2 separate regions of the Mus musculus genome follow, and region 2 is linked to region 1. Evidence: chromatin loops called from intact Hi-C (ENCODE). Cell type or tissue: left cerebral cortex. All regions are shown on one strand. Links, peaks and the distances in the headings refer to the core of each region. The heading gives the core; the rest is flanking DNA. Region 1 holds the start of Gm34924 (a long non-coding RNA gene). Region 2 has its middle 23 kb from the start of Mir8120.

Region 1 (10,641 bases), core at 1,435-9,434:
ACTCATCATCCAATTGAGGGGAAAGCCTGGGCTATCACCTAGGAAAGCGATCTAATCCAGCGAGTTTGTAGTCGCTGGACGAACGCAGGAGGCCTCTTTCTGGTACCGTCTTGGGGAAGGTGGGAGAGTGGATGGTAGAGTCCCCTATCCGCCCCCCCCCCCACCCTATTCCACCCCTCCCCTCCACACCAGGCTTCCTGAAATTTTTAATTCAGAAAAGGAGTACCTCGGTTCCTGTGTATTGGGTAGGAAGTTGTAAAACAGAACACACTCAAAAATAAGCATTAAGAGTGAGCTCCAGGACAACCAGGGTTACACAGAGAAACCTTGTCTCAAAAAAAGCTTTAAGGCTACACTGAGTCTGTCCACAGCAGGAACCGCCGGCCACTGCGTTTGCATAACGGTAGTGTCCACTCTCTTGTATCCTCTACAGGAAGTGCTTGGTCCATTCCACTAAAAATGGCTGAATATTTTATTGACTAAAACCTGGGGGATGGAACTGCACATAAACATATCTGGAGGGCCGATTTTAGTTGTGTTTATGTCTCATGGTTGGAATCCCTTTTAACTACATATTTTAGAGACTTGGAACAGCTCTGAAATTCAGACACTTGATGAACAACAACCACAGACGTGTCACAGCAACATTTGGACACTTTGAAGATGGTGGCAGGGACTTTAGTGGGGAGGCATGAGAGAAGAGATTTTTTTTCTTCCTAATTATGACACTTTAGTAGCTGGGTACAGACTTCAAAAAGCTAGTACAGACAGAGCAAAATCGTACTGTAGAGCTCCGTTGGAAGGATTCGTCTGCCAGCCGTCACGATGTGGAAAGTTCATCTTTTCATCTTATAAGTAAAAATATCCCTCGGTTCCCCCATTAGTAAGGGAGGGTGGGAAAAGGCATGCGCACTGCACACACTCTGCAGGCAACTCTCTTCAGGGACTCCAAGGTCCTGTGGCCTGTGAAAGAGGTGCCCTCTGCCCAGGGCTCTTAACTTCACAGGGATAAGCTTTTCACCCAGCTGTCCAGGGAACAAAGGGCATGTTTCATCTGCCTACACCCACAGCCCCCTGGGTGGGGCAGGGGGTGACAGTCCAATGCCTATCACATGGCCTCTGGCGCATAAAAGCTTTTAAATAATTCTGATTTTGAATATCAAATTGACATGAAAAGTGCATTTAAGAAGAATAGGCATGATCCGTGCTGAAGAGCATGCTCTATGCAAATAAGTTGGGCGGTCACTTGCTCATTTATAGTCCTGGTTCTCAACTTAGGCTATGTATGGTATTGCTTGCTCTAAAATCCTGATACCCTATAGCATTCAATCAACTACACTTCCCCCCCCCCTTTTGCCCCTCTCCCTCCCTCCTTCTTTCTGTCTCTGTCTCTCTGTCTCTCTCTGTTTCTCTCTTTCTCTCTCACAAACACACACATACACTCAAGAAAGTAGGATTTAGTCAATCTAGGGTAACATAGGCATCAGTATTCTTAAAAGCTCTCTGAGTGCAATCAAGACTGAAGTGTGAGCCGGGTGGTGGTGGTGCACGCCTTTAATCCCAGCACTCGGAAGGCAGAGGCAGGCAGATTTCTGAGTTCGAGGCCAGCCTGGTCTACAGAGTGAGTTCCAGGACAGCCAGGGGTGCACAGAGAAACCCTGTCTCAGAAAAAAAAAGAAAGAGAGAGAGAGAGAGAGAGAGAGAGAGAGAGAGAGAGAGAAAGAAAGAAAGAAAGACAGACAGACTGTAGTGTGATTTAATAGAGCTCAAGGCCTCTTTTTGTCTAGCTCTGGACTCTTTTTGACTCTTTCTTTCCCTCCCACACTCACCCTATCTTAGCTTTTCTTCTCTGCATCTTCCTTGTCAACCTCAGTCAGCAGTGACTCACTCCTGGATCCTGGATCCCAGAACACTGTGTACACATCTTAACCAGAGCATCTTCTCACATTGCATTAAAGACACAAGCAAATAGGTCAGCCTGCTCCTCCTGTCCAACAGAATGTGGACCCTTTATAGTGTCTGCAGGAAGCATGCAAAATATTTAGCAGGACACGGGAGCCTATTGATTGAATGTGCAAATGAATGAATGTCAATAGTGCATATTATTGCTGCCTTACCTTACCGATCCCAGAGTTCGAAAGCCAGCCCCCTCTGGGAGACTCAGAATCAATAATGTGGAGGTGGGAGGTCTCCATCTTGCTACTCAAGCTCGCTCCATAGATTAGCAGCATGTACATGATACGAGGCTTCTTACATGTGCTTGACATCTCAGGCAGTTCATATGCAAGTTACAATTTCAGTGATATTTCCCAGTAACTCCCAGAGGAGTCCTATTTAGCCAGTCTGCCAACCTTGGTGTTCTAGACCTCTGTTAAACTTGGTAGACCCTGAGGTTGCTTCCTATTTCTTTCTTTCTTTTTTTTTTTTTTCGCTTTTCCCAACCTTCAAAACTATTTCTGTTCCTTGCCACCAAAAGCATCCGTTCATATCTGAACTTCTTACAATTATTCAGTCAGCTAATATTTGAACATTATTACTAGGTGTAGTGATTTGTATATGCTCAGCCCAGGGAGTGGCACTATTAGAGAGTATGGCCCTGTTGGAGTAGATGTGGCCTTGTTGGAAGTATATCACTGTGGTTGTAAGCTTTAAGACCCTCATCCTAGCTGCCTGGAAGCCAGTATTCTGCTAGCAGCCTTCAGATGAAGATGTAGAACTCTCAGCTCTGCCTGTACCATGCCTGCCTGGATGCTGCTATGTTCCAGCCTTGATGATAATGGTCTGAACCTCTGAACCTATAAGCCAGCCCCAACTAAATGTAGTCCTTATAAGAGTTGTGTTGGTCATAGTGTCTGTTCACAGCAGTAAAACCCTAACAAGACACTAGGTCTTATGTTAATTAAGAGTATCAGATATATTTTCTCATCTCTTCAGGAGATATATACAGTAAATATCATTCCCATTTTGGGGAGGGGGGGCGGTGAAGGAAGAGAAGTTTGGAACAACTAACTGATCCATGACATTAAACAGGTAGCATGTAGTAAAGTTTGAATCTGAACCCAAAGTCAGAATATTCACTAGAGTAGTCTTAGGTGTGGCTTTAAGCGATCACATTTCCTAGTTGAGCAGTTCTCCTTCACAGTCTTAAAAATACTGAGGATCCTAAAGGGCTCTCATTTGTTTATATTCTGTCTATAGAAAGACTAAAATTTGAAAGAGGGGGCTGGAAAGATGGCTCAGCAGTTAAGAGCACTGACTGCTCTTCCAGAGGACCCTAGTTCAATTCCCAGCACCCACATGGTGGCTCACAACCATCGGTAACTCTTCTTTCAATGCCCTTCTTCCAGGCATCCAATGCCCTCTCTGGTCTCCACGGGCTTGGTATCTAAGTATACACACCCACACACAGACCTACACAGACACAGAGAAGCATACACATAATACAAAATCAATAAAGATAAGTAATTTAAAAATAAAACATTGAAACAGAAGCTTCAAATTTGATTTTCTTTAAAAATAACTTTAACTTCATTAGTTCACGCTAATATAAGCAACAGTCTTCATTTAAAAACCACATTTTCTCAACCCAAATAAAATAGTGAAAATAGTTTCTCAACGTTATTTCTCATTTTTCCAAGTTTCTAACATCTGTGACAAAAGCAGATAGTTGAGCTTGTAACTCAACGAATATTATGCTTTTTGTGTGTGCATCAGCATGCAGTACATGTACCTCATGCAGGGTTCCTGTGATATACATTACAAAAAGGCTCTACTCCTATAGGCTAAGGTGAACAATTTTCACGGCTTTGCCAGGGACATTTTTAATGGATTTGGCAGGGTTTTTTGTTAGTCTCCTTGTTGGGGGGTTGGGTTGTTTGGTTTTGTTTGTTGATGTCACCAATGTGTGCCAGTGGAGAACTCTGACTATTAATAGTTTGGTCCTACTTCCTTGTGTGCAAAGGTATTACCTTTTTTTTTTAATCATTGCTATTACATCATCAGTGCAAGTGTCGACACAGCCACAAGCATAAAGGGCATTCTAAGGCTCTGGGACTAGTTTTCGTCTAATGGACCACCTTAAATAACCCAGAGCTCCCTTGGGATTTGCAAGGTGACATTCAACAACTGCTGTCCTGCAGTAGACTTTTTGAGGCTTTTTTTTTTTTTTTTTTTTTTTTTTTTTTTGAGACAGGGTTTCTCTGTGTAGCCCTAGCTGTCTGGAACTTACTCTGTAGACCAGGCTGGCCTCGAACTCAGAAATCTGCCTGCCTCTGCCTCCCAAGTGCTGGGATTAAAGGTCTGTGCCACTACTGCAGGGCTGTTTGAGGCTTTTTTTGTTTGTTTGTTTGTTTGTTTGTTTGTTTTCGAGACAGGGTTTCTCTGTGTAGCCCTAGCTGTCCTGGAACTCACTTTGTAGACCAGGCTGGCCTCAAACTCAGAAATCCACCTGCCTCTGCCTCCCAAGTGCTGGGATTAAAGGGGTGTGCCACCATTAAAGAACATATAAACACCACAAATTTCTGTAGGCACCTGCAAGAGACAGGATTCTGGGTCACAACACCACCGGGCTCTGCACTGTGGGCAGTGTCACGTCTGACTCAGTACTTTGGCAGCTCGCCATTGACAGCAGGCTCTTCAGAAGTCTTCGGGTGCTGAGCTCCTGTGAAGCCTCAAGACAGAGGGCCTGAGAAATGGCTCTACCAGATAGGTGTTGCTTTATAGACATCTTGGTAGCACCAGGAATCCATGGCTACCTGCTTTATTCCCTAGTCCAGCATGTTATGCAATCTAACAAGGCTTCAGCTTAGAATGCACTAGTTATGCAATCTGATTCTGTTTGTCACACTTAAAATATTATCAGTGAAATCATCTCCATTCAGCTTTTTACCTTGAGCGGGTTTTTTTTTTTTTTTTTTTTTTTTTTTTTTTTTTTTTGACACTACTAAGTAAGGAAAGCTGTGTAGAGTTCCCAGAGGGCATGGAGGACTTCTCAAGCCATCTTCCTCCAAGGTAGCCATCTTGGTTATATAAAGTAGCAACTCTGGGCTGTTTTACTGAGCCAGTCTCCTCTTTCAGAAAAGAAAAAAAACCAAAAACCAAACCAAACCAAAACAAAAACCTATGCCCTTGAGCCAGAACAAATGCCCTTAGGAATAGGATTTTCTTTTCTCTTTGTAAATGGAGAAAAATGAAGGTAGTTAGCCTGACTCCCTATGGTGGGAAAATGCTTTCAGCTCTTCCACCTTGCTGGGTTCTCCTCACAGGAGACACTGGCCCTTGGCTCCCCGTTGTACTGTGGAATTCCCCCCTGACACTACCAGAAAGGTTAAGAAAAACAAAAAAGAATAAAAGGTGGCTCCTGTCCTTTATTAGCAACAAAGCTTGGGGCTAGCACAGAGTAGGGAAAAGGCCACTGGTGCTGCCCAGACTGTGTTTACTGAAGCGCTCTCTCAAACACTCCAGGGCAAGACACACAACCCCTGTGATCCACCTAAACTTGCTCTGAGAAATGATGCCTTCTGCTTCGCTACATGGTTACGAGAAACAAACAAACAAACAAACAAGCAAACAAGCAAACAGTTTTTAAAAGAAGTTAAAACCTGAATGTGGTGGAGGAGGCCACTCAGATCATCAGAGAAATGGCTGTAGGTTCTAACTCTCTATCTGTCCCGTTCCCGGTCCCCATCCCCGCCCCTCCCCCAATACTGAATTTAAGATGTTCTTTCCTTCGGGGTCTGTTTTCATTTTGTTTTGTTCATTTCTGCTTTTAACAGAAAAACAACTGCATTATAGCTTTCCCACCCTCACTTCTGTGGCAGAAGGCGTGGTCATAGACCCTGGGTCCTTGGCCTCTGAATCTTCAGTGTGGATTTAACGAAGTCTGTGCTCCAGTCCACCCTGCACCCGGACAGGTAAGAGTCAAGAAGCTAGACACAGGGGAGTCCACATTTCCCAGGCCTCCGGGCTGTTCGCATCTGTGTACCTCACCTGGCTCTGCATGCGTGCATTTGAACCTTGGTGTTGAGGAATGTGTAATATTCCGGGCACCCGGCCCTGCCTACACTCCTCTGCATCTTTTCACTTTCACACTGAGTTTTTGATCACTATTTTCACTTTCATTATCATGTTGGAACACCCTTTCCTCCTCAGCACAATGTGGAATTTCTAAGCTGTACTTGAAGAAGAAATGGACCCATATAATTAGAGGTAACCTGCGTTCTATGCTGCTATGTGATCATCAGTGTTGAAGAGTCATGTCCCTCCTCTAGATCTGTAGTATGGCTAAATTTTCAGCGATTCAAAAACTTAGATTCCTCCGAGTGCTGTTGGTTTTGAGACAGCAGTGTATCCCATCCAAGATAGAGAGGCTTTTGTGAAGCACCAGAGCTGATGGCTTCTGGGTCCTTTTCAATCCTAACATTTGTTTTCTCTCTCTTCCCAAATGTACCTCCTCCTCCACTCCCAGTAGCTCATCTTTAAGCTGCTGAAGCCTGAAGCCTCTGTGCCTTCTAGGTGGTCCCACGACTTGAGACCACTTTACTCCTCTCAAGCCGAAGCCTGGACGTTCCACACTGTAGAGGAGATAGGCTGTGTGGTGATTCTAACAATATCGTCATTATTTAAAAGAGTACAGTGGAGGGTCAGAAATCAGGCAGCCAACAGCACAGAACCACAGGTTGGGTCAGAGGTCATCTGTAGGCAGGCAGAGCTCAACATTCCTCGAGTGCCATGTCCCAGTAGACTCACAAAGAGGCTTCTGCTGCAGGGAAAGGAGAGTATTGCTGGCGGAGGAGTGGGGGATAAGGTTCTCGTGACCCATCAACAGGACACCCACACCCGTGAGCACTGAGAACCAATTTAGTCTTCTTCCTACTCCTATGACCACCATTAACCAGCTCCCACCTCCACGATGGGCTCCAGTGTTGGAGAATGTCCAGCACTCAGGAATACAAATATTTAACTTGTGTGGAAATATTTTATTGGTGTTGCCTATGAGCAAAGGCCAAATATGTGTTTTCCTACATCCCTTGATCTTGTTTCTAATTCAGACAGTGTAGATTTAAAAAAGAAAGAGAAAAACAAAAGCAATGAACACACACACACACACCCGTGGCGGGGTCCGGATGGACTGGCTGTGTGGTAGAAAAAGAAGTGGAATGTGGGGTTGTACGAGGGAAAACAACAACAAAAAGGTAGGAGATGCTGCAGAACTCTCAGCGAGTGTGAATGAACATGAAACACAACTTTAGAAAGGTCTCTTCATTTAGAAAGTAAACGTCAACAAGAAGGCTCCATGTGGTGAGGAATTTGAAGCTATGGGCTGGCTTGCTGCCACTTGGGCTTGGCACTTGCTACCAAGCCTGAGGACCTGAGTTCAACACCTGGAACCCACATGGTGGAAGGAAAGAACCAACTCCCAGAAGTTGTCCTCTGATCTCCATGTGCTAGCCATAGCACTCACTGCACCCTCTCTCATCTCATAAATGTAATGAATTGGTTCAGTTAAATAACAGTATTATTTCCTTGGATGCTTAACTCTAGCAAGTTAGTGAGGTCCCTCGTTTAAAACAGAAGCATTCACTTTAATGCCAGCACTTGGGAGGCTGAGCCAGGTAGCTCTCTATGAGTCAGAGGCCAGCTTTAGTCTACATAGTGTGTTTCAAGCCAGTAAAAGTTAATGGTGAGAACTCATCTTAAAAAGTCAAATACAAAATAAAATAAAATAATAAAATTGAAGCATTAAAAATACCATTTGCCAACAAGATAAATATTGAGACCATAAATAGAATTGAGAAAAAAAAAATTTGATCCCTTAAGCCGTGATTTGGAAAAAAAAGAAATACTTTTAGTTAATACATTTACCAATCTAAATAATGTAAAATTATTATAATTGGTTGGCATTAAATCATGGAGGAAAACATCTCAGATCAGCAGGCCTGTAACTGATCAATATCTGGGAGAATGGGATGACTTCAAATCTTAGGGCAGCTGGTTTATTATAACCTTCTGGAAATTTCCCCTAAAGTTTCATACCTCAGTCATAAACAAAATGTGACAATCGTGTTTCACGACTCTATTGTAAGAAAATGAACAATCCAGAATGCCATCACGTTTCTAAGTGCAAGATCACCCTTAGGGCAGTGAATGAACATTTCTCTTTGAGAATCAACCTGAGGGCTGGTGAGATGGCTGAGTGAGTGGTAAAGTTGCTTGCTGCCAAGCTCAGCGACCTGAGACTGATTCCTGAAACTCACACAGTGGAATGAGAGAACCAACTCTTGAAAACTGTCCTCTGACCTCCACACTTGTGCTATGTCATGGCACATGCACCCCACCCCCAACGACCTCAAATAAATAAATATGTTAAAAAACAAAACAAAACAAAACATCTTTTCAAAAGACCAATGGGGTAGGGGGTGGATAGTTTGTTGTGGGGCAGTGAGCAGTGTACAGACAGCCTGGTCCTGGTCGAGAACAGGCCTGGAACCCTGGAGACCTGGTGGGCAGTGACTTCTGCCTTCATGGGATGGTAGGAGTTTGGCCACGCCTCCTGGACCCCTGGCTCCTGTAGCAGCTACAGCCTCCCACAGTCCACTGCAAAGAGGTGTGTGGCCATTAGTCAATGCCCCAAGCTCCTGGTAGTCTGTCTGGACTCCACCCCCATAGTTACCTGGCAACAGTCAGGTATGCTCCGCCCCACAGGTACCTGGCAACAGCTAGAATGGCATAGCCCATTATAAAAGGAGCTGCTTGCCCCCTCCTCCCTCTCTTTCTCTCTAGTTCTTACTTTTGCTTCCTTGCTCCTCCTCTCTCTGACTTCCCTTCTCCTCTCTCCAAATGGCCATGGCCAGCCTCTGCTTCTCTCCTCTCCTCTCTGCCCTTCTACAATAAACACCTTAAAACCATGGACTGTCTCATCTCACCGGGACCCACTGTGCTGGAGCAATGAAGCAGGTCTTCCCTCCTAATGAGCCGTGCCTCTAACCTCATGCCAGGGAGACTCCCTGTGCTACAGCCATGGCCGCCACCAACACCAACCAACTTAGCCGCCTGAGCTAGTCAGACTCTCTCCTCCCCTCCCAGCAGTAACCTGCCAGAGCTCTCCCTCTACCCGTTTCATTTCTGCCCCCAGTCAAAGTCCACCTGAGGGTCCTCACCTGTTCTCAGATCTTTAGCGACATACAGCAGTGTCTGGGATGTTCAAGAGTGAGAACCTGTCATCCCTGGCCTCCGTGTGACTCAGGGACCACAGAACCGACTCTTCCGTGGTGCCCAGTGCGGCATCTGTGATGCCCAAGAGTCGGAACGAGACTCTGGCAATTCTGCAGGGACCCCAGACTGCGCCTTTTCCCATCCCTGGTGCAGGATCCTGAGGCTTCTCCCAGTCCAATGCCCACTCGGCAGAAGCCTGGGGTCTGGTGCTATCAAACTCCCCGAGTCTGCCCCACCCAGCAGCCCTAGCCCCAAGAGGACTGGGGATCCCGTTTTTACCCCACAGTCTGTGGGTGAGAGTGTATAGGGGTACACAACAAAGTCTTCTAAAAGTCTGGCAAGCCAAGGGCTAGGAGATGTAAGTTAGTGACAGTCTACTTGTTTGGCACACAGAAGACCCTGTGTTTGGTCCCAGGATTATAGACTGGCTAATTGGCTGACAAAGTCAATGAGCTGAGAGTTTTGTAGCTGGTCATTGCTACTTTGTGGATTCTTCTTTTTCCTACGTTTTATTTCCCACCCACCCTCTTACCTGCCCTCCCCCCGCCCCCGCCCTGTTTCACCTCCTAACACTAGATAGGATAAAGGGGAGAGAGGAAGCCAAGATAGATGCCTGAATCTAATTTCCTTCCTTTTGTTTCTTTCTTTGACTACCGCTACTAACAACAACAAACCTCCCTAAACAACCAACAACCGCCCATTCTGTTTCTCTGGGCTCTAGCGTTTAAATGCCTTGTGAAAAGTTCCCAGAATCCCAATTGTCACAAAATTGCAGAAACTATGTGCAGCTGGCCTCAGATGAAACCATGCCTCAGATGAAACATGAGGCAAATCATAGTCATCTGCCATGGACAGCCCGAAGCATCCCGGTATCCCCATACCTGCAATTAAAACAAAAGCACATTTTTACAATAGTTCTGAGTTTTTAAAGATTTATTCATTTTATGTATATGAGTATACCATTGTTGTCTTCAGACACACCATAAGAGGGCATCAAATCCCATTACAGATGGTGTGAGGTACCATGTGGTTGCTGGGAATTGAACTCAGGACCTCTGGAAGAGCAGCCAGTGCTCTTAACTTCTGAGCCATCTCTCCAGATCTAGTTCTGTGTTTTCAAAGAAACCAAAATTCCAAAACTGTCCTTACATTTCCCTGCTTCTGTTTTAAGCTATTAATTATGTTGAATATAGCAGGAAATTATAAACAGAGACATTTTCAATGAAACAAGCACTTTTCAGGTCGGAGGCCAAGGTTTTCAGGAGAGCTCTCCTGCTCAGTTCTAATCTTTATCAGTTTTGATGGTATCCACAGCTTTTCATTTCCTGTGGGAATATAAACAAATCCACATCCTCAACATAAAACTGTCTCTGGCTTTCATTATGATGTTGTGGTGGTTTGAATATTCTTGGTCCATGGGAAGTGGCA
Region 2 (10,641 bases), core at 1,072-9,071, 56 kb before region 1:
CATTTCACAGAGGAATCTTCATCCTGCAGCTCTTGAGTCTAATCTACCTTCTCTTCGGAGATGTTCTCAGCGTCCTGTGGAAGGGTAACACAGGGGAAGGGAGGGGAGTGTGTGTGGGATAGTGTGAGGGAGTAATATTCATGTCCCATTAGGGCTGAGCACCCAGTATCTGATTGTCCTTACTTTGCCCAGCTATGTATCTCTCCATTGACTGCTTCCAATTGTGTCTTTTGATAAAGGGCAAAACAAGACAAATGAACAAAAAAGAAAACAACAACAAAACCATTTTGGGTTAGAGAGATAGTTCAGTGGTTAAGAGCACTGGTTGCTTTTCCAGAGGACCTGGGTTCAAATCCCAGCTCCCATGTCATAACTATCTCTAACTCTAGATTGTAAATCTAGCAGATCCAAACCTTCTGGGTTTCAAGGGCATCAGGCATGCAAGTGGTGCACAGACATACACACAGGCAAAACTCATACACATAAAATAGAATATTTATTAAAAATTTTAAAGTACCAGTATAATGATGGAAATTACCATAGAAAAGCATGCAAAAATAAATGAGAACTTTCCTCATCAAAATGGGCCCATGGTGTACAAAAATGAAAATTCTTTAATTATACTTTTTTTTCAATAATCCATTTCCTTCTCTTTGATGTCACCAGCATTAGTTTATTGTTACTTCCTCTGGGACATATCCATCCTTTCCTTTGCATGGATGAGTTCCTCTGGCTGCACATCCACAGTCCCCCAAGCTTCAGCAGTGTCAATACGACCACGGTCAGCTCCGGTCTGTAACTGCACTTGCGGTCTGTACCCCCTTTCCCCCCCACACTCCACCCCCGTCTACTATCACCATCACTTGGGACAGTTCACTGTTTTGATTGCTCTGCTTTAAAATCAGCACCGGGGCTGTCCACTAAGAGACAAGGACAATACAACTGAACACCGAGCTCTCTGTGAGCTGAAAGACAGACGCATACTGACAAACCGTTACTGTCTCTGAAGGAAGCGACCAGAATGGTCATGGATACTGAGGTGCACCTGTTATTTGCACAAGTCACGGTGAAAACTTAGCAAGGCTGGTTGTAGTATGTAAACTTAGAGAAAATACACCATGGCAACTAAAATTTTACCAATGTCATTTGTTAGTTAAAACATGGAACTGAATGTGGGCAGTGGTGACACACGCCTTTAGTTCCAGCACTCGAGAAGCAGAGGCGGGCCGACCTCTGAGGCCAAAGCCAGTCTTGTCTACAGATTGAGTTCCAGAACAGCCAGGACTACACAGAGAAACCCTGTCTTTAAAAATAAACCCAAAAGAAAAAAGAAAAGAATCGTGGAACTGAAATTCGCATGCACTGGAATCTTGCAGAGAGAACTGTATGCGTTAATTACTGTTCTCGGTGCTGTAACTAAACACCCGATGAAAACCATTTAAGAAAAGAGGGGTTTGTTCTGGCTCGCTGATGGACAATGCAGTCCGTCACGGGGAATGTCCTGGATGTAGGATCGTGAAGTGGGTGTTCACATGGCATCTGCAGTCAGGAAGCTGATAGAGAATGCCAGCACTCTGCAACCGAAGACCCCGGTTCCCACATCTGCTAGTTCAACCCAGAACCCCCCTCACTGACCCCGAGGCTTGTCTTCTAAGCGATTCTAGAACCTGTCAAATTGATAATTAATATTAACCATCACACTACAGTATCTTTATAGCATCTGCTGCGTCAGTGGAAAATATTCTCACAGGACAAAGCTGCCTCATATATTATAAACAAATTGGTCCAACCATGAAAGGTTAATGAGGTAATACATCAAAATGAAGTGTTAAGATTGTCCTTTAACACAACATACAAAAAGCTAATAAATGTCTACTAAATCAGAAAGAGTAGTACATATAAGTCACAGCATTAGACACTACAGTGCAATGGCCTCCTTTTTTTTTCCAGTAATTTGTGTTTTTCTTTATCCTTCTCTATAGAGAGCCAAGTCTTAAATGTAATATACTATATTAAAAACAGTAAAAGAACCACATGGGGGTGGGAACATAGCTCCATGGTAGACTACTTGCCTAACATGTGTGAGGCCCTGTGTTCCAACTTCAGCCCCCCAAAATAAAACCGCACACAAGCCTTTCTCTCTGACCTTACTGTGCGGTAGCTCCTCCCCCTGTATATCCTCCTGTCTGAATAACGCGTCTCTACTGTTAATTATGACAACGCATGTAGTGGCACTTCATGGTGAGCACTGTTAATGAACACTAAACCAAAGCAATAGTCACTCCACCAACGCACACACATACGCACACACTCTCCCACTCACATACTCACAAGAAAAAGAAGAACAACAATTTTGAGTCGTTGAGAACAAATTCCTTAGAGTGTTCCTGAATGGAGCGGCGGCATGCAGCAGTATCCCTCAGCCCAACCTGTTCTGCATTTGGCCTGAAGTGACTCTCATCTGTCGTCCTCATCACATGTTGGCCCGTGGTGGAGGTCTATGACGTCATCAGAAACCAACTGCGTTCCATCAGCTTCAGTTCAAGAGCCTTCATAATCCGCCTCCTTTTCTTGCCAACTATCAAATGACTCTGCCTCCTGACTGGAAGCTCTGCACCTCACTCAGTCAGCCTCGTTCTTACCAAGACCTGAGAGGCATCTGCCTACCTTTGTAACGGCATTTCTACCGCAGTCCGCCTAGGCCGTGTTTATTCTACTGTTCCTTCTCACCCAAGGCCCTTAGACTAGACGTTTTTCCTGCTGCCTACTTAGTTGTAGTTCGTGACAGACAGGATCAGGTCTTTCTCTCCAGCAGGGATGCCGGTTACCCTCCTCGGTTTTATTCTGGCCACAGTACCGTATGTCATTTTCTGATTGGTTATTATCTCCTCTGTCACCTGTATAAATACATAATACAAACCTGAAACTTGGCTTGTCAATACAAGTCTACCTACCTACCTGTCTGTACCTAGCACTAGTAGACTACCATTGTTCTGCCCTTGTTTCGATACCTTGTGCTTCTTAATGCACTCTTTATGACTGCAGTGTTTTTATTTCTTCCTCGCTGAGAAAAGGTAAAGTTAAATCCAGAAGCCTTAAAGTCCTGGGTGACAGATCCGGATTGGGGCAGTCCATATCTGTAAAATGACAGTGCTCACCAATATACTTCATTGGTTCTTAGTAAGCCTCAGATTAGCTAGCAATATTTTAAAAATTAGAAAAATTTGGAGAAATTGGAATCCTAATGCCTCTGGGGGGAAAAAAATCAAAACATTACACAACAAAAGACCTGCATTTGTGTGTGGCTGGATTTTTGCAGGGAAATGAACATGTCATGTGAGTACCCATATCCAACTGACCATATGGTTGTTGACATTACCTCTGACAGAGGAAAATACTGAACCCCAAGACTAGAATTTCTGTACTTCCAACTTTATTCATAAAGTTCTCAATAAACACATTATTTAATCTTTCTATTTGGACTGTAAGTTTTCAAAAAACATCATCTGGTATTTTCCTTTCGCTGTGCATAAAGCAAGTGATTAAAATTTGTTTATTGAATATTAAATCTAGTAATATCCATAAACTTGCAGTAAAAACCAAATACCACCCAATAAAAATTTTATGTCAGCTGCTTATTAGCTTCTATAAAGGAAGACAGGCACCAAAACAGAGCTAAAGTCCTGAAACAGAGCTTTCATGCTGTGGAAAATCTGACTCTGGACAGATATCAGCTAAATAGAGCTTCATTTGATCAAGAGAATAAATGAAATATAGGTTTTTATTACCTCCACCAGTTGTCCACTCTAGTTATGCAGGGAGATCTAGAGCAGGCTACACTTTAGGGACAGAAAATCCTGCTATTTGTCCTCCCAAGTAATGATCATGTGTTCAGCAGCTGGGAAACGCTAAGCCCCTCATTTATTACGATACCAATAACTACCTTGTTGTGTTCCCAGAAAACCACAAAATATTTGGCATGGTTCAGGGCCACCATATTGAATAAATCCCATTGTTCTTTATTGCAATAATTCATTAACTTTAAAAGAGAACACATTACACTAAAGTATTTTCCATGGATTAACAGCAATAGCTAAAAGATTCCACACTCAAGCCGAGCCGTGTCTGATCCATCCAAGTAAATGGGAGCCGCCGGTCTGTAACTGAGAGCCGACTCCACACCAGGCCTGTCAAAGCCTAGAGCCTGAACACTTTATTTGCTGCCTGCCACTTTCTGTTCTAAATTGTGTAAATATTTAAAAGGGTCTGCATTTCTCAAGAACTCTGCATAGTTACAAAGGACATAGCAGACGCTTCACAGATCTTAGTAAATACCAGAATAGATCTTTTGTGTCAAGTTGGATATCTAAAATTTGGAAAATATTTAGAAATTTACAGTTATTCAAAACATTATTTGCTGAAGACTTAAAATATAAATAAATCAAGCTGACTATAAACTTTAACCTTTACAATAAACCTTTTTTAATTTGGACATTTTAAATCTCTACTTTGAAAAAAATCATTTGTACAGAGACTGGGCTGAAGTATATTCATGAAGGGCTTAGTTAGTAGATGAAGAACAAAGAATGTTTGAAAGGGAGGTTTACTCAGCAGAGAAAATAATTTGTTTTTCAATACTGGAGGTTTCTTTTATTTATAAAACATCTATTCAGTGTGTGGGCAAGATGAGACCTTCTTAGATATGCTAATCATTTTTATCTATTAACTAAATCTGGGCCTAAACGGACAGCCCTTGTTACTCATTTTTCTGGTTACTGTATTACTTGAAAATTCTATGACTACATTCTTGAAATGGCCCAGTTACTCCAGACTTGTGGGGTTTCCTGTGTGTTTGTAGTTTGTATTGACAGCTTTCAACTTCTATTGATGTTAAGCTGTTGGAAAACACAATTCACACATTAAAGAAGTCTGGTTGTACACTAGAAAGTTTTCTACAAATTGTGTGATTTTTTTTTTAAACCTTGAGGAGCCTTGGTGTCTTCATTCCTACACTTTAGAAAGTAATTGTGAGTATTTGCTAGGGAAGTCGAGAGGGTGGATAAAGATACAAGCATTTAGAGTTGTTAGATCTGCACTCCTCATATATACTAAAGAACTCACCTCATAAATTACTCACTTCTAACTTCATCTACATCATCTCTGTTTTGCAGACACAAGCTCAGGGAATTAGAAAACTTCCTCCAGATCACACACATAGATGAATGCCCCTTCTGCTTGTAAAGTGACCACGGGCAACACACAACTGCCATGAAAAGTAGTATTAGACTCAGACAGCACAAAGCGAAAGATCATCCCTAGCCGGGGGCTGCAGCTCCCATTTGCCTGTAGGAACAGCCTCACTATTTTGAGCTTGTACACTGTGCAGGGAATATGAGTCATCACCTTTCCCAACACTCCTCCACACTCCGACGTCCTCTGTTATGAATTACGTCCTAGGCGTCTTTATCGAGTTACTCCCTGTGGGTTTTCAGCTATCGTCATTGTCCTTGGGTCACATTTTTCACCCTCCTAAGTTAATTGCTTTCCTAGATCCTTCTATTCTAGCTCAGCAAGTAATGCTGCATCATTTGAAAAAGAGCAAGAAATTGTTTAAATTGTGCATTGGTTTACAAATGTTGCATTTTCCAATTTTATACCACCCCAGGACTCTACAACCTGCTGGGAAGACAGAGACCTGAGTACAGAGCAAATGCCCCCAGAAAACGTTACTTTCATGGACTGTTTTCCCAACAGCAGATTAATGGCAAGGCAGGCATGCTGGTAGTGGAGATAATGAAGGTGGCAGTCATGCAGGTGATGGTTGTGGGGACACTTTAGTGACACAGATAGCATACAAACTCACCCAGTTGTTTGTGCTCCAGCGTGTAGGATTTCATCCTAGTCTCTGGACAGCTCGAGTTTATATTATCATGATTTAAAATTTACTAATATACCATGAGATTCTCAAATAAACAGCATCTCTGTTTTCATCAGGTGGTAGAAGACTTTGTATATTTTGTTTTCCTTTAAAATTTAAAGCATCTATCCCAGTAGGTCTCTTTAACTTTACCATATTTAACATTTAACAAGATCTCAACTTATGACTTCACATGCTCACATTTCTAGATCACAGTGGTCCTGACAAGTGGCCAAGACATTTAGTCGTGGTGTTGGTAGTGGTTGGATTGGTTTTGTTGTTGTTTGTTTTTTAGGGTTTTTTTTTGGGGGGGGGGGGGATGAGAAAGGATCTCATGTGACATCAGGCTTGGCTTGGCCAGGCTCTCCTGACTCTATCTCCTGGGGGCTGGGATCACAGATATGCACCATCACACCCAACGGAAGAATTTTTCTTTCTCTTTCTTTCTTTTTTCTTTCTTTTTTTTTCTTTCTTTCTTTCTTTCTTTCTTTCTTTCTTTCTTTTTTTTTTAAAGATATGCTTGATTCTGACTCCAGAGAATCGGGTTGAAGCTAGAAGTAGAATCAGTAGCCCAGTGGTAGAGCCCTTTGGGGGTCCCAGAGAGACATCCAGGAACTGTGTGTGAAACTGGACAGGATGCAGAGCAGCCTTTCCAATGCTCTTTGATAGCGTGGTCTGTCCAGACAGTTTCTGCCCTCAGGCTCTCTGCAGCCTCCTCCTCGTCCATCTGTAAAACACAGGAATGCACCTCAGAAACCTCTATTTTGTGTGTCTACCCCCAAGGGGCCGGAGGCTGCTTCAGTTCCACACCATAAAATTGCCAGATCCTTTGCTCTAGGTGTGGTTACGAGAGCAAGATGATTATAATCATTGGGCATAATTTGTGTCACCCTACACCCCAGCTTTCCTTACACTGGATTGTCAGTCTGCTTCAAGAAAGAGAAAAAAAGAAAAAAACAAGCAAGCAGAAGTAAAAAAGACGTTTATTGAAGTGGGATCATTCTGTTGGGTTATTTGTGCATCTTAATAAATCACCTGCAGAGCTGCCATTTTGGCAGCATGAGCTGATGTCCTGGTAACATCACCATTTCCTGGATCATCAAAGAATTTCCAGCGTGCCAAACCTGTTGTATTTGTCCCTACTTCCCTCCCAAGTTCATTAGCCTCGCCCACATCTTCTAACCTTTTGCATCTCCAAGGTGCACCATCTAGTACAGGCAGCCATAAGCCCTGGTAGCTACTGACCAGGAAGAGACAGGGGTCTGTCTTCTGCACTGATGTAAAATACACAGTCAGTAGAATTTTCTTTTTCTAGTAGTAGGAATCAAATGCAGGACTCGGTGCACGCAAACACTCCACCACTGAGCTGCATCCCCAGTCTTAAAAATACGTAGCATATTTCCAAAACATCATGTTGAAAACTCAACCCAAATGCACGCAGCTCAGTAATCCTTGATTATTGCTTGTGAATAAGCAAGCATGGTAATATTTGGGGTGTAACAAACTAAATAAAAGATATTAAGCTTGACTTTATCCTTTTGCTTTTTACAGTGTGGCTATCTGGAAGCTTAAGATCATAAATGTGCCTCGAGCTTGTTTACATTATATTTCTCTTCTATGGTGCTGGTCTAAATAGTTTGCATTCCTTTGCACAAGGAGTGTGGCTTGCTGAAGAAAAAAAAATCCGTGGGTAATATTGTCTACAGTTCTTTAATCTATGCACAGGAACACCAAATGGTTTCAAAGGTTCTATCAGGATTTATGCTTTAAAATCTTCTTTTCAAAGAATGACTGGATCCAAAGGGAAGCCAGTTGTGCTGGAATCCATCTGTTCAACCACAGCATTGATAATGGATGACGTGGAATGACTCAGAGCCACGGTAAAGGCAATGGCTCTTTTTTGTTTGTTGGGCTGGTTTTTTTTTTTTTTTTTTTTTTTTGGTTCTTTCCAGACAGGGTTTCTCTGTGTAGCCCTGGCTGTCCTGAAACTCACTTTGTAGACCAGGCTGGCCTCGAACTCAGAAATCTGCCTGCCTCTGGCTCCTGAGTGCTGGAATTAAAGGCCTACACCACCACTGCCTGGCTGGCAATGACTCTTTCTCTTCTCCATATCATTGTTCACTGGACCAAAATCGTATGTGTACTGTATTTAAGACTAGGAAACTTGAGACTACAAAACGTTTGTTTTGTTTGTTTGTTTGTTTTATGAGGTATTTTCTTCATTTACATTTAAAATGCTACCCCAAAAGTCTCCCATAACACCCCCCACTCCCCTACCCACGCACTCCCACTTCTTGGCCCTGGCGTTCCCCTGTACTGGGGCATATAAAGTATACAAGACCAAGGGGCCTCTCTTTCCAGTGATGGCCAACTAGGCCATCTTCTGCTACATATGCAGCTAGAGACACGAGCTCTGGGGGTACTAGTTAGTTCATATTGTTGTTCTACCTATAGGGTTGCAGACCCCTTCAGCTCCTTGAGTACTTTCTCTAGCTCCTCCAGTGGGGGCCCTGTGTTCCATCCAATAGCTGACTGTGAGCATCCACTTCTGTGTTTGCCAGGCACCGGCATAGCCCCACAAGAGACAGCTATATCAGGGTCTATTCAGCAAAATCTTGCTGGCATATGCAATGGTGTCTGCGTTTGGAGGCTGATTATGGGATGGATCCCCAGATATGGCAGTCTCTAGATGGTCCATCCTTTTGTCTCACCTCCAAACTTTGTCTCTGTAACTCCTTCCATGGGTGTTTTGTTCCCAATTCTAAGAAGGGGCAAAGTGTCCACACTTTGGTCTTCGCTCTTCTTGAGTTTCATGTGTTTTGCAAATTGTATCTTGGGTATTCTAAGTTTCTGGGTTAATATCCACTTATCAGTGAGTACATATCATGTGAGTTCTTTTGTGATTGGGTTACCTCACTCAGGATGATGCCCTCCAGGTCCATCCATTTGCCTAGGAATTTCATAAATTCATTCTTTTTAATAGCAGAGTAATACTCCATTGTGTAAATGTACCACATTTTCTGTATCCATTCCTCTGTTGAAGGACATCTGGGTCCTTTCCAGCTTCTGGCTATTATAAATAAGGCTGCTATGAACATAGTGGAGCATGTGTCCTTCTTACCAGTTGGAACATCTTCTAGATATATGCTCAGGAGAGGTATTGTGGGATCCTCTGGTAGTACTATGTCCAATTTTCTGAGGAACCGCCAGACTGATTTCCAGAGTAGTTGTACAAGCTTGCAATCCCACCAACAATGGAGGAGTGTTCCTCTTTCTCCACATCCTTGCCAGCATCTGCTGTCACCTGAATTTTTGATCTTAGCCATTCTGATTGGTGTGAGGTGGAATCTCAGGGTTGTTTTGATTTGCATTTCCCTGATGATTAAGGATGCTGAACATTTTTTCAGGTGCTTCTCTGCCATTCGGTATTCCTCAGGTGAGAATTCTTTGTTTAGCTCTGAGCCCCATTTTTTAATGGGGTAAACTTTGGGGTTTTTTTTGTTTTGCTTTTGGTTTTGTTTTTTTTTTTTTGTTTTGTTTTGTTTTTTTTTGAAACAAGGTTTTACTATATAGCCCCAGCTACCTAGGTAGGACTCACAGAGGTTTGCCTGCCTCTGTCTCCTGAGTACTGGGACTAAAAGCGCTGGCCACCACGGTGGACTGAAACAATAAAACTTTAAAACTGAGAACCTTGAAGCTCTCAGTATCTGGAACCCCAGCATTTGGGAAGCTGATGCAGGAGGATTCTGAGGTGGGGCCAGCTGCGGTTACATAGAGAGACCCTGTCTCAACAGTACATCCCATCCCGCCCCCACTGAAAAAAGGAGAAAGCTGTTCAGCATTGTTCGGTGCAACGCTTCTTGCCTAGGGCCCTCCCCCCCCCCCCAAAGTCAAGAAAGCAAAAATTAGACAAAGGAGATGGCAGATAACTGAGCAGTTCAAACCACTTGCTGCTCTCCCAGAGGACCCGAGGTCTTCTCCCAGCACCCACGTATGGCTTCTCACAGCAGCCTGTGCACAAGAACCAAATCTCAACACGGTGGAGCTTCACCTAAAATAGAAGAACCCTAGGTTCCTGTGACCAGGAGTACAGTAGGGGCAGCACTGGGAACTAGAAAAGCATTTCAAGCTGGAGCCCTACTGGGATTAGGAGGCAAGGTGCTGGCTTCTAGACTTATCCCCCAGCCCCTAAATTGAGCAAATTGTGGTGCGGTACATCCGGTGCATGCTCTAAGAGGAGCAGTGGCCTCCACGTGCCCACCTCAGCTGTTTTGTGTTCTAGCTTACCATATCTGCTGGCCATCTCAATGCTGGAGGACCAGGCTCTTTTCCATGAAACCTACAGAGTCCTCCATGGCCATGAGTGCAAGTACTGATTCTGCTACCCTAATAGTGCCACCCAGATCTAGGGCTGTAGTGCCCTGATCTTTCCTGGTTAGGCCAACTTCCCCACAAGCCTTCCAGAGACTCAGTCTTTGCTTCAACATCTGGTTACCAAGATGGAGAAGGCATGGTCTAAGATGGAATGGCAGACAACAAACCAGGCCTTAAGGGTCTCTGAATCCATAGGGAGGTGTTCCCGCTGACCCCTCAGGATCATGTCCCAGGGGGCTGACTCCGTGATTTCTCTCTCTGTCTATGATTACCCTGGGTCAGTTGGAGGTGTATAGCTGCAAGTTTTTTTTTTCTTATATTGTTTGTAGAAGTTTTTCTTTGTGAGTTCA

Evidence for each region. Peaks named below come from ENCODE experiments on the same cell type or tissue, not always from the same donor. Only the 100,000 strongest peaks of a DNase experiment are listed, where the experiment ranks them.
Region 2: a loop joins it to region 1, with 1.8 times the contacts of the local background. A loop is called at or near these places in 1 of 42 quality-filtered maps.

The regions. Positions count from the first base shown.
Region 1 is chr3:65,575,780-65,586,420 of GRCm38, reverse strand. It overlaps Gm34924 (a long non-coding RNA gene), which reads left to right and starts at 5,571. Exons shown (of 3, transcript XR_375719.2): 1 at 5,571-5,645; 2 at 5,775-5,912. In left cerebral cortex, for the core only: no CTCF peak of the experiment used is centred there; DNase peaks (open chromatin) are centred at 1,896 and 4,765.
Region 2 is chr3:65,630,919-65,641,559 of GRCm38, reverse strand. No RefSeq gene overlaps it. Among named protein-coding and RNA genes, the nearest start is that of Mir8120, 23 kb to the left of the region's middle. In left cerebral cortex, for the core only: no CTCF peak of the experiment used is centred there; a DNase peak (open chromatin) is centred at 5,385.